Linked DNA regions of Mus musculus: region 1 is linked to region 2. Evidence: chromatin contacts called from ENCODE Hi-C or POLR2A ChIA-PET data. All regions are on one chromosome and are shown on one strand. The core of a region is the stretch at or near the end of the contact, and the rest is flanking DNA. Distances in the headings are between cores, read along the strand shown. Region 1 has its middle 10 kb from the start of Gm29050. Region 2 holds the start of Tmem242 (transmembrane protein 242).

Region 1 (5,397 bases), core at 2,364-4,863, 38 kb before region 2:
ATAAAGATGGTCTTTTTTTTTTCTAGCTTTCTAGTTCCGTTTCTGTTGCTGTGAAAAAATATCACCACCCAAAGCGGCATAGTTCAGGAAGGGTTTATTTGGCTTTCGGTGACGGGTTAGAGACTACCATCGAGAGAGGTTAAGGGCAGCTGGTCAGATCCCATCCCTAGTCTAGAGCAGAGATACACGATGGACCCTTGCCTCTTTGTGCTCTTTCTTCTTAAACAGCCCAAGAGGCCCAGACCATGTGTCTGTCAGGTCTCAGGCCATGCGTACGTCCAGATGCTGCTAGCTCCCAGGCCCTCCCCACTTTTGCCTTGCATTCCAGCTTCCTGGACTACCAGGATGGTCCTCACCAGCCAAGAAGTAGCTGCAGAAGAGACTACACCATCCCTCATCAACAAAAGGCTGGGATGCAAGGTCTCAGGCTGTGCAAATATCCAGAAATGAGCTCAAACTGGATATATGGATTGCCTGAGACCCAACAGAGCTGTTCACAATGGGCTGGGTCTTTCTTCGTCAATAAGGAATCTAGACCTTCCTCCACAGACATGCCCACAGCTATGGCTTTGGCTATTGTTTTGCGAATACATTTTCAAGGCTGTTATTAAGAGAGAGCCATTTCTCATGTGGTGACACATCTCTGCTAATCTCAGCAACTGAGATGCTGAAGTAGGGAGATCTGTTTGAACTGTGACCCACAGTTAGAACTTGGTACCTCTCTAGGTAGCTGGCCTTCCATTCCTGTGGTTTAAAAGGAAGAAAATCAAATCCACCCAGAGGAGCCCAGGTAAGCTTGGTTTGAAGGATGGCCCAAGATGAGAGAGGTAGGTGTCTTAGCTAGGGTTTCCATTGCTGTAAAGAGACATCATGACCAAGGCAAGTCTTATAAAGGACAACGTTTAATTGGGGCTGGCTTACTGGTTCAGAGGTTCAGGCCATTATCATCATGGTAGGAGGCATGGCAGCATTCAGGCAGGCATGGTGCTGGAGGAGCTGAGAGTTCTATGTCTCATTCTAAAGGCAAACAGGAGAAGATTGCTTCCAGGCAGCTAGGAAGAGGCTCTCTCAAAGCCCATGCCCATAGATAGTGACAACTTCCTCCAACAAGGACACACCTCCCAACAGCACCACTCCTTGGGCCAAGCATATTCAAACCACCACAATAGATAACTAAGGTCATGGCAGAGGAATGAGTGAGCCATGGAGCTCCAGAGAGGGCAGAGGTAGTAACACAGGCCACCTGGCCAGGATCAGGGACAAACTGGATTCAGAGGAGTTGAGGTAGAGGCACCAAAACCTTGTCATTTGTGAAGCTGCAGACAGAGTGCGGCCGTTAGAAGCTTGTACCGCTCTTGAAGAGGACCAGAGTCCAGTCCACTTGTAACACCAGTTCTAGTGGATCGGACATCCTCTAAGGGTGCTACGCTCACGTACACAAATCCACACTCAAACACATGCATATGCACATAATTAAAAATTAAAAAATTAAAAAGAAACTTTATGAACAACTCTTAGGACTGAGCTTGCCTTCTAGATTGTGGTTAGGAAAGCAAGCAGGACTTCATGGTGGCCTACAGGAGCCATACCTGATTGGAGGGCTTCATGGTAGCCTACAGGAGCCACACCTGATTGGAGGTTGGCCTGTGTGTGCCCCCAAGCACAGGTGAGTATGTGCAGTTTCTTCATGGGAAATAGTGAAATATCTAACCTCATAGGATAATACTTCAAAACAAAATAATAACAGCCCAAGACAAAGACAAAGATGTTTTTCATATGCTAATTTCCCTAGTTCAGGTGAAATTAATCCTTTGTCTAATCCAGGATTTTAAACAGCGCTTGCTTAAGGAAGAGGTGTGCCCCTGTGGAGGGCTCTGCTTACTGCCTCTGTTTACCGGCTGCTTGGAGAAGTTAGGTGCCTGGGCTTGCAGCAAGCTGAGATCTTTTATAGAAACGAAAACTTAAAAATATGTTGGTGCACAAGATGTTTTGTGTTGAATTTATCTTCAATGCCAAGTCAGGATTTCAGATACCTCCCGAAATAAGAAAGCGGCGACGGGAGGATTTTAGCAGCCGTTATTTTTATTTATAATTTATACCCTGTCGGCTTCTAAAAAGACCAGAGGCAGCTTCCAATAAAAGACGTGTGCACAGTGAAGTTGCTAAAATGGGCCGAGAAAATGGAAAAACTGGCACAGGAGGAGGAGGAAGCAGAGAAAGGGGTAAAGTCTGTGTGAGTCGAGATTCCATTTAGTTCTGAGCTTTCTGGTGGCTGAAGCAGAGGGAAGAAAGAAGTCTTGCTGGCCTTTCCTGTCTGAGGAAGGCAAAGGCGGGGCACTCCCTGCCTTGGGTGTCAGGAGCAGGAAAGGGCCTGGGCTTTAAGTCCAGCCCCTTCTCACCAAGGTCACCACTTCTGTGGCTTCTTCGTGACCAAATCTTTAAGGCCAAGGTCCCAGAAGCCCACGGGGCCCGAGGTGAGGCAGGGAGGGTGGCTAGAGATTCAGGGCACTTTCATTATGGACTGCTGTCAGTAAAGATATGCAGAGGAGGACCAACAGAACAGGTATGGAGCCAGAGCTGAGGGCAAGGAATTGGGGCCTCTGAGAATACTAATTCATTATTATTGTTTAACATATTAGCATCTATCTATTATTACATGGTCGGCGGCGCTGGCATGGCACACATACGGAGGTTAGAGACAATTCTCTGGAGTGAGTTCTCACCTTACACCTTACTTACTGAGGGTTGAACTCAGGTCAGCACATTTGTATGGCTTTTGTATCTGCTTTTACCCAGGGCACCTCTCACGCTCCCCACCCCCACCCTGAGCCTCAAGATCTTAACTCCACCCTCTGATCTATGATGCTGTACCAGGCCAGGAATGCAGCGGAGTATATTGTAGTGGCATATTGGTCTCCTGTAGTACAGCAGGAGTCTGTTAGCTGGCCCTGTAAGAGCAGTTAGACAGGCATGCGGTACCGGGTCTTCCATTCCTGTCTTGCCCTTGGTCGGGAAATACAGAACTTTCCGGTTTGTTTCCCCTCTCACCCACAGTCAGACGTGGCCTTGAGTCTGAGCCACAACGCTTTTTGGGCGTGTGACAGGGACTCGGTTGTTCTGTCTGATTTGACTCTCAGCTGTGTCACTCTGCAAGGATATTCTTTGACTTTTCTAGGCACACTGTTCCCTGTCCTCACGGTACTGACGATGACGCCTACGACGATGACAATGATGATAGAGATGATGGTGGTGGTGATTATGATGATGATGACGACGTTCCCGTTGTGAGGCTGTATGTGACAAAGCTTTAATAATAGTTCCTGAATATAGCAAACACCACTAGGGCCAGCCACTGTGCGCCCCCTCCTATCCCTTGAGTCCTATCTAAGTCCCTCCAGTGGGACTCAGAATCGCTGTGTCTCCCTGAGCTTGGCAACAGAAGTCTCTAGAAGGTCCTCTTGCTCATGAGTGCTTAGAACCCAGCGCCTACAGAGCTTTTCTTGACGTGCCTGGAGCTCTCTGGAGATTGCAAGACAGGAGCCCTAGTAGATTCTGCGCTCCCAGCCAGAGAGCTGTGCCCCATCTCCACTTGGGGAGACCAAGTAGAGGTCCCGCCCAGCTACAGCATGGCCTCATGTTCCCTTTTGCTCTCCCCTACCAGAAGGAAGGGGGCTCCAGAGGGCTCCAGGGGGTTCAGAACACAGGCCACGCCCTCCTGCTCGCAGCCTTAGAATCACTCCCGCCGGGCTCTGCGCCCCCTCCTGGCTGCTGGGGATAGTGCCTCGCTCTAGTCCTTTCCACTCTTTCTGGTGTCTTTCCCTTTTCCCTCGCGAGAAACTCCAAGTTTTTAACAGGATGGCTATCTGTCTAGTTGTGCCATGTCCCTACCTAGTGCCAACCATAACAATTGTGCCTCTGAGGAAGGAAGGAAGGAAGGAAGGAAGGAAGGAAGGAAGGAAGGAAGGAAGGAAGGAAAATACCAATGTCATTTGTCCCAAACTCAGAAAATTTGTTTTCTATTTGCATTGTTTATAAACCAAATCTAAATCTAGTCTTAATCACCAACCCAAAGCCTTTTGTAAGCTTGTCCTTTCGGATGGGTTTCCCTCCTGCCCGGCTCAAATATTGGTCAGCTAAGAAGTTCTGTGCCTGTCCCTTGTCGGCCGGTGCACAGTATGTCCCGCTATTGGTGTGTGTTGCGGGAGGATGCTGCCAGATCCTTTTGCTCTGTCCCACTCCCTTTAACAAAAGAGTAAGACCCACAGGTGCAGGCCACAGCCTATACCCGGAGGCTCCAGCCAGTCAGCCCCACCCTCTCTGGTCACTCTGGCAGGACTCTGCGCCCCCTGCTGGCACTCTGCAGGGCAGATGGTGCCCTTCAGCTGGCTCCCTTGGCCCTAGTGGCTGGGATGAAAGCGATGGTTTGCTATGCAGTCCAGAAGTCCAAGTCTGGGAGTTACCAAGAATGGCAACGGCTTGCTTAGAGGGCACAGTGACACTAGGCTGATTTTTTTTTTCAGGCCGGTGAACATAGAGGCTGTGGAGGGGTAGAATTCAAGGGAATGAGGCTGCAGTGACTTATATTGTGGTCTAGGAAGGTAACTGCCAGTAGCTAGAGAACTTGCTGCAAGAATGCATTTCTGGGACGCATGGCAAAACAGAAGAGTGGTCCTTGGCTGGGGCCATTGCATCTGCAGCACCAGTCTCCCACGTTCTGGACAGAACAAGTGAGCCACCCAGGGTCCCCAAGCACACAAGGCTCCAAAGTAGACTGTTGAGTGCAATCAGCCACTGCCCTCAGGGAACTGGCAGGTGCCTAGAACATCATACTGAGAGGGGTAACCTGCCAAGAGGTAACAAAAGCAAGCTTAGGGGACCCATGAGATACGCATTTGCTCAGACCCCACCCCAGGTAGGCTGCAATTCTGTAATTCTGTAATGGCTATGGTTCCTCAGAGCCACAGGCTCCGTCAGGACAACAGCTAAGTCTACACTTCCCCTTCTCTCACTGGAGTAAACTGTTGGGTCCTGGTCACCCCAACATGGAGGAATCCCAGCCTTCCTCGTGTCTCTGTAGATGTTCCATGGTCTCTTAAAATGTGTGTGTGTGTGTGTGTGTGTGTGTGTGTGTGTGTGTGAGAGAGAGAGAGAGAGAGAGAGAGAGAGAGAGAGAGGAGAGAGAGAGATGGGGTGACAGACAGACATGTAAGGGACAGGGAATTGGCTGGTGATAGTGCTACCTAACTCACCTCTGCTTCTGTGTGCTAACAGTGCAGGCAGGGGTTAGGAGAGACACGAGGTGTGTGCTGTATTATTCACACAGTCCACTTTACACACTAACACAGTGACACAGGAGATCTTATACCTATTTCAGAGACACAGACGGTGGGCCTTTGA
Region 2 (5,288 bases), core at 979-3,478:
ATTATTGAATAGTTCATAATTTTACCGCTTCAACAATGACACTTGCCTAATGCTGGTTCCTTTTAATTATTTTAAAAACTACTGCTGCGTCCCACAACACAGTACACAGAGACTGCAAGGACTGTTTATGTGACCACCACCATGAGTATGCCACTGCTCTATGCCATCAGTGTGCATCTCTAAACATGAACAGGGAATGAGTTGTCTCAAGGACCATCAGGAGTTTTTGGACCACAGTGTACAAGTGTGTTAGAGCACAAGTGGCATGTCTTATGATCCAGCCCCAGAACAAAACAAAGAACCAAGCTGTTAGTATGTGGAAACAAGACAATCCCTGGGTTTTTCTCATTATCAGATTCTTAAACAGATTAAACCTGTGGTTTCGAAACCAAACACAGCTTGGCTGTAAAGCACCAACACTGGTTAGGTCTTAACGACATCTGCCACAAAGTAATTTCTTCTCTAAAAGTATTACATGGTAGAGGGAGAAAATGGCCCATCAGAGGAGCCACAGAAGTGATCTTAGTAGCTCCATAACCCTTTAGAGTATTGAGAGGGAATTGGAAAGCATTTTAGATACATTTTAGTCTCCTGTCATTATAGTATTCAAAGCTTAAGTATGACTATTACAGATAAGTGGAAGGGAATTCAATTGGTTTATGGTTTTTCACATAACATTTGTCTGTAGCACACATCAAGCTAATTGCATAGTTATTGGTGTGAATATCTAATTGTGTCTCTCACAGCAGACATTTAAATTCCCGAGGGAAAGACATGTTTATTTTTGTACCCTATCCACCTTAATCATAGAGTGCCTGAAACATAAAGGATCCCAAGTAAACACTTACTGAGGCGAACAGTAAGTCAGCAATATGGGTGGGAGGGGAAAAGACAAGACATTATAAGCAACTACAATACACATCAAGAAATTCCCCACCAACCAGGGAAAGCAGGCACACGACAAACAGCAAATGTACAATCCTGCTAACAGAATAATGATCTTCTGTCTCTAGTGGATATAGTTAGTCACCCAACACTTTATGAGCACCTACTGTGTGCCAGGCACTTTATAGCGACTGCGGCCCTTGCATTAAAACACAAAAACAAAGTTTTCACTCATTCTAAAAAAATGTTAAAATTTTAACATCTATGAAATAAATATACTTCTTGCAACCAGCACCAATAGTTTAAGTGATATTGCTTTTCTTTCAAAGCAAGGTCTCTTATTATCAATACTAAATTACTTATTCATGCTGTAGGGAAAACAATGTTTCCAAAGTTTTGCTCAGTTATTCTTCAAAGCCTCATTCTGTTAATTTTTAAGGAAGCACACGGAAAAAAAAATCAAGACTGACAACTAGTATACTTCTTAAACCCATGAGGGTTTGTGGGTGTATTTTCAAAACCATGTGAATGAAGGTCACTATTTTTTCCTATGCAAAAAGCTGTCCTTTGTTAAAAACAATAGCAATGCTATGAATGGATTTCAGAGTCACAAACCTTATTGAACCACTCAGGGCTTTTCTTTTTAGCTAATGATAATGTTGTAACAAATCCAGCTAGCATTCCCGCTGCGGCTGCAGAACCAAGGAAAATTCCACCTGCCAAGAATTGAGAGAAGGGATTAAAAATAAAACTTAAATTAAAGAGAATTGCACAACGAAGTATCAGAAACTTTCAGGATTACATTCAAAACTCGAAACATCATGGCTAGGCGGCTCTTGTGAAGTGGGTCTGAGAAACCTGCGTGATCTCACGACCTCGGGTTTCTGGTTCAAGGGTACGCTCTGAAGCTCAGTTCTTCAGGGCTGAGAATGGGTTTTTTTCCCTTCTCTCTGTCCTCAAGGACAGCAGCGCGAAGTTTTTCCACGGGAAGAAGAGATCGTGGCAATCAGAAAAGGGCAGGGCACAAGAAAAACTATAGATAAGGATGGGTAAATACAGTATGGACTGGAGAGTAGATGGCAGGATTTACCCGCCCCTGCCCAAGGAGACTTCACCTGGTGAGTGACATATGGGCCCCACTGGCTGAGTTCAGAATAAGGGCTCTCAGAAAAGAATGTGTTCCGGAACATCACATCCCAGCTCAGAGCAAGCATACCTTTAACCAGAAACAACCGATCGTCCGGAGACCCTGGAGCTTCTAATTCAGAGGACTCCCCGGGCCCAGGACCCGAGGTCTCCATTTTAAAGTCTCCTACTCTACTGTTTCCGTTACCAAAGAGGCCCGAGTGGAAGCTCAAGGGAGAGAGAAGAAAGGTTCCGCGGCTGCCTTCCCTGTGCAACCTGAAGAAAGGTCCGGGTTTCCCACTTTCCCCGCTTAACACTCTTGCAGTGAGAGAAGACAGAAAGGCTGCTCTCTGTCCCAGCCCAGAGCCGAGGGCGGCGCCCCACAAGACGGCCCTCCTGGGAGGATCACTCGCCTTCTTGCAAGGTGATGATCTGTTGGACTTTAGTAAGGTTTTGGGTTTTTTTTTTTTTGGTTTTGTTTTGTTTTCCCTACTTGGAAGAATACTCAGTTCCGACTCTAGGAGGCAGTGAGAGGTCGCAAATGGAGCCGGGAGCCCATCTGCCTGGCTTGGATCCTGGAGCTGTTTACCACTCCAGATACACTTGCACTGCTTCTAAGGATTTGGTCCGCACTAACAGACCACGATTCTAAAAAGCAAGCCTCAATATTTTCCCCGCTTCTTTCTGAGAAATTTCGAAATAGTTATTTCAGGGTTAAGTGACATGCCCAATTCTGGAAGAGAAACATCTCACCAGCTTCGAAGCACACGCCCTTCCCAAGATCTGATTTGCCCGCCCCCAGTGGACGCGCTGGGCTGGCTAAATGATTGAATGAACTGAGCCAATCTAGAGAGCAGAGTACAGAGGCCCTCTCTCAAAGCTTATTAACACGGGCTCCAAGGCTGCCCCGGACTTGCTGGGATCCTTAGCAGCCTGCAAGCAGGCCTGGGAGGACGATGTGCCAGGGTCTACGGACAGAGTAAATGGCTATTGAGGGAAGAGTAGTGGGAAGTAGCCAACGTTTTCAGCCTCTCAAAGGGAGACCTAAGACATATGGCATCATCTTTTAAAATGAAGCCAGTTCTTTAGCCTCTAGCCTTTTTCTGAGCACTTTAAGGGCATGGGCATCTTGAGGGTGGAGATTGTTATCTATACTCATTTGATATTCCCCAGCTCTCAGTGTATTACCTGGTCATGTATAATAAATGCCTGTCCGAGGGACGGGTAAATGAAAGCATTAGTTTTTGCAGCAGTTAAATGCATTTATTAGCTCAGACCTGCGTTCAGGTCGTAAAGCACTTCTTATTTGTGTGAACTTGGTGTTTGCCATATAGCCTCTCGTTACCTCGTTCCCCTCAATTATTAACTATGGAAACAGTACCTCACAGGATTTTTGAATGAAGAGGTGCGTGTGTGTGTGTGTGTGTGTGTGTGTGTGTGTGTGTGTTGTACATCCCTCTTGACCACTTGAAAAGCTGATACAAGAGGATAAATTCAAATCTAACCTAGGTAACAAGACCCAGTTTCAATCTTTTAAAAGTTATGAGTGTGATGGAGTTAGCATAGTGTCTGGCACACATAATATGCGTTTTAATTGCTGTTATCATTGATTCTAGTAGTTTTTAAAGCATTACATACGAACGGTTAAAGCTGCCCAGTCTCTCCCATTAGAGACTTTATCTCTGAAAGTCTGGGGCAGCATGAGATCTGATGCTAGGCTTGGTTGAGGACAACTGCTCTGTTTCTGTCCAGTTCCTTAGAAGCCTAGTTTCAGAGTCTGGGAAGGCCCCTTACAAGTGGGCAAATACTGTGCCCACTTGTAGGCACTTACAAGAAGGACTTATACTTCTCCTTTCCTGTCACATATAATAATAGTGACTATAGCTGCTAACATATTGGATGCTTCCTATATGCCCTTGCTATATCTTTTTGGGTCACTGAGAGCCCATCAGGTGATACTGTTCAGAGCTGGCAGAATTTTTGAACCATGAGGCCTAGTGGTTCAAAGTCACTGAGAGGTGTGGCCTATAAATCCAGCTTTGGCTAATTCAAGAGGGACTGTGAGACCACAGCCTCTTCCTCTTCCTGTCCTTGCTCTGTTCAAGGCCAGAATGGATGCCAGGTGTGGTGGTGCATGTGGGTGTGTTGCAGAGCAGCCTTGTGTACATAAGAAGTTCCAGACCAGCCAGGGATACATAGAAAGACCCTATTAAAAGAAAAGGACGACTTTGCTCTGCTGCTGAAAGACCCACAACGTGAGGACTCCCCCACGTTCTAACTCAGGATAGGCCACACCCCAAATCACTCACGAGAAACAGTCTTGATGCAAACTGCAAGAGGTTTATTTGGGAAAGACCAGTGCACTGGGGACGACTTGTATCCCATGCAGGGGTAGAGGAGTTGACCACGAGCTCAAGGGGTCAGGAAAACAAAAGAGGAAACACAGACAAACAAGATCAGTGCACTGGGGACAACTGGTATCCCTCCCAGGGATAGAAGAGTTGACAATGAGCTCAAGGGGTAAGGGGTTTATAAAGACACAAAAACCACAAACACCTGGCATTGGTCTATAGAAAGGCAAAAACCACAAACACCTGGCATTGGGCTATAGAAAGGCAAAAACTGCAAACACCTGGCATCCTGGAACAATGGGGCTATTTTGGACACAGATCTAGGGGCTTAAATAATTTTTTACTCTCTGTCAGGATCTTTTACTGCCTCTTCTCATCGTGATGGCGATGCGAAAGGACCCTTGCCTACAACTTTCTTGTTTGTTCATTTGCATGGATGGGACAGAATCTACCTAATCTGGACCAACACATTGTGACTGGAGTCTCCAAATCTGTGAGCAAAGATAGACTCCTTTCCTTTATATGTTAATTATCTCCAGTGCTTTGTCACAGTGATTGATGGGAAGCTGTCAAAGTACAGCACCACACTTAATGTTTCAAATGTTTTATTTCATTTAATCCTCTCTATAAACCCAGAAAGAATAACACATTCAAGTGCACACAGCTGTTGAGGGGCAGTCCTGGCTTTTCAAAGCAGGTTCTTCCTTAATTGATGGGCAGGTACTCTTCATCTGAGCTTAATTTCTGGTGTTACCTAGAAGGGCTTGGTGGTCACAGACTGCTGGCCCCGTGCCAGAGCTTCTGAGCCAAGAAAGGTCTAAGAACTTTCGTGTCTGCAAATGGAGAGCTTTTTATGATCTCTTTCTTTGCTGCATCCCACCAAAAGCACAGACACATTTTATTTCAAGGATTATGTTATTGTTTACC

What was found. Hi-C counts contacts between places; a loop is a spot of excess contacts on that map. ChIA-PET counts read pairs that join two places held with the same protein, here RNA polymerase II (POLR2A).
Region 1: a map of T-helper 2 cell shows a loop between it and region 2 (2.9-fold over the local background). The contact joins the enhancer-like site here to the promoter of Tmem242 in region 2. A Hi-C loop is called at or near these places in 1 of 37 maps with a recorded cell type or tissue (T-helper 2 cell). POLR2A ChIA-PET finds 5 or more read pairs at or near these places in 5 of 5 experiments (Patski and embryonic stem cell).

What each region holds. Positions count from the first base shown.
Region 1 is chr17:5,398,504-5,403,900 of GRCm38, forward strand. No RefSeq gene overlaps it. Among named protein-coding and RNA genes, the nearest start is that of Gm29050, 10 kb to the right of the region's middle. Within about 2 kb of position 3,614, at least 1 of the 3 ENCODE cell types and tissues checked has a DNase peak (open chromatin) inside an H3K27ac peak, as active enhancers do.
Region 2 is chr17:5,438,032-5,443,319 of GRCm38, forward strand. It overlaps Tmem242 (transmembrane protein 242), which reads right to left and starts at 2,229. Exons shown (of 4, transcript NM_027457.4): 1 at 2,102-2,229; 2 at 1,501-1,601. The coding sequence starts at 2,186.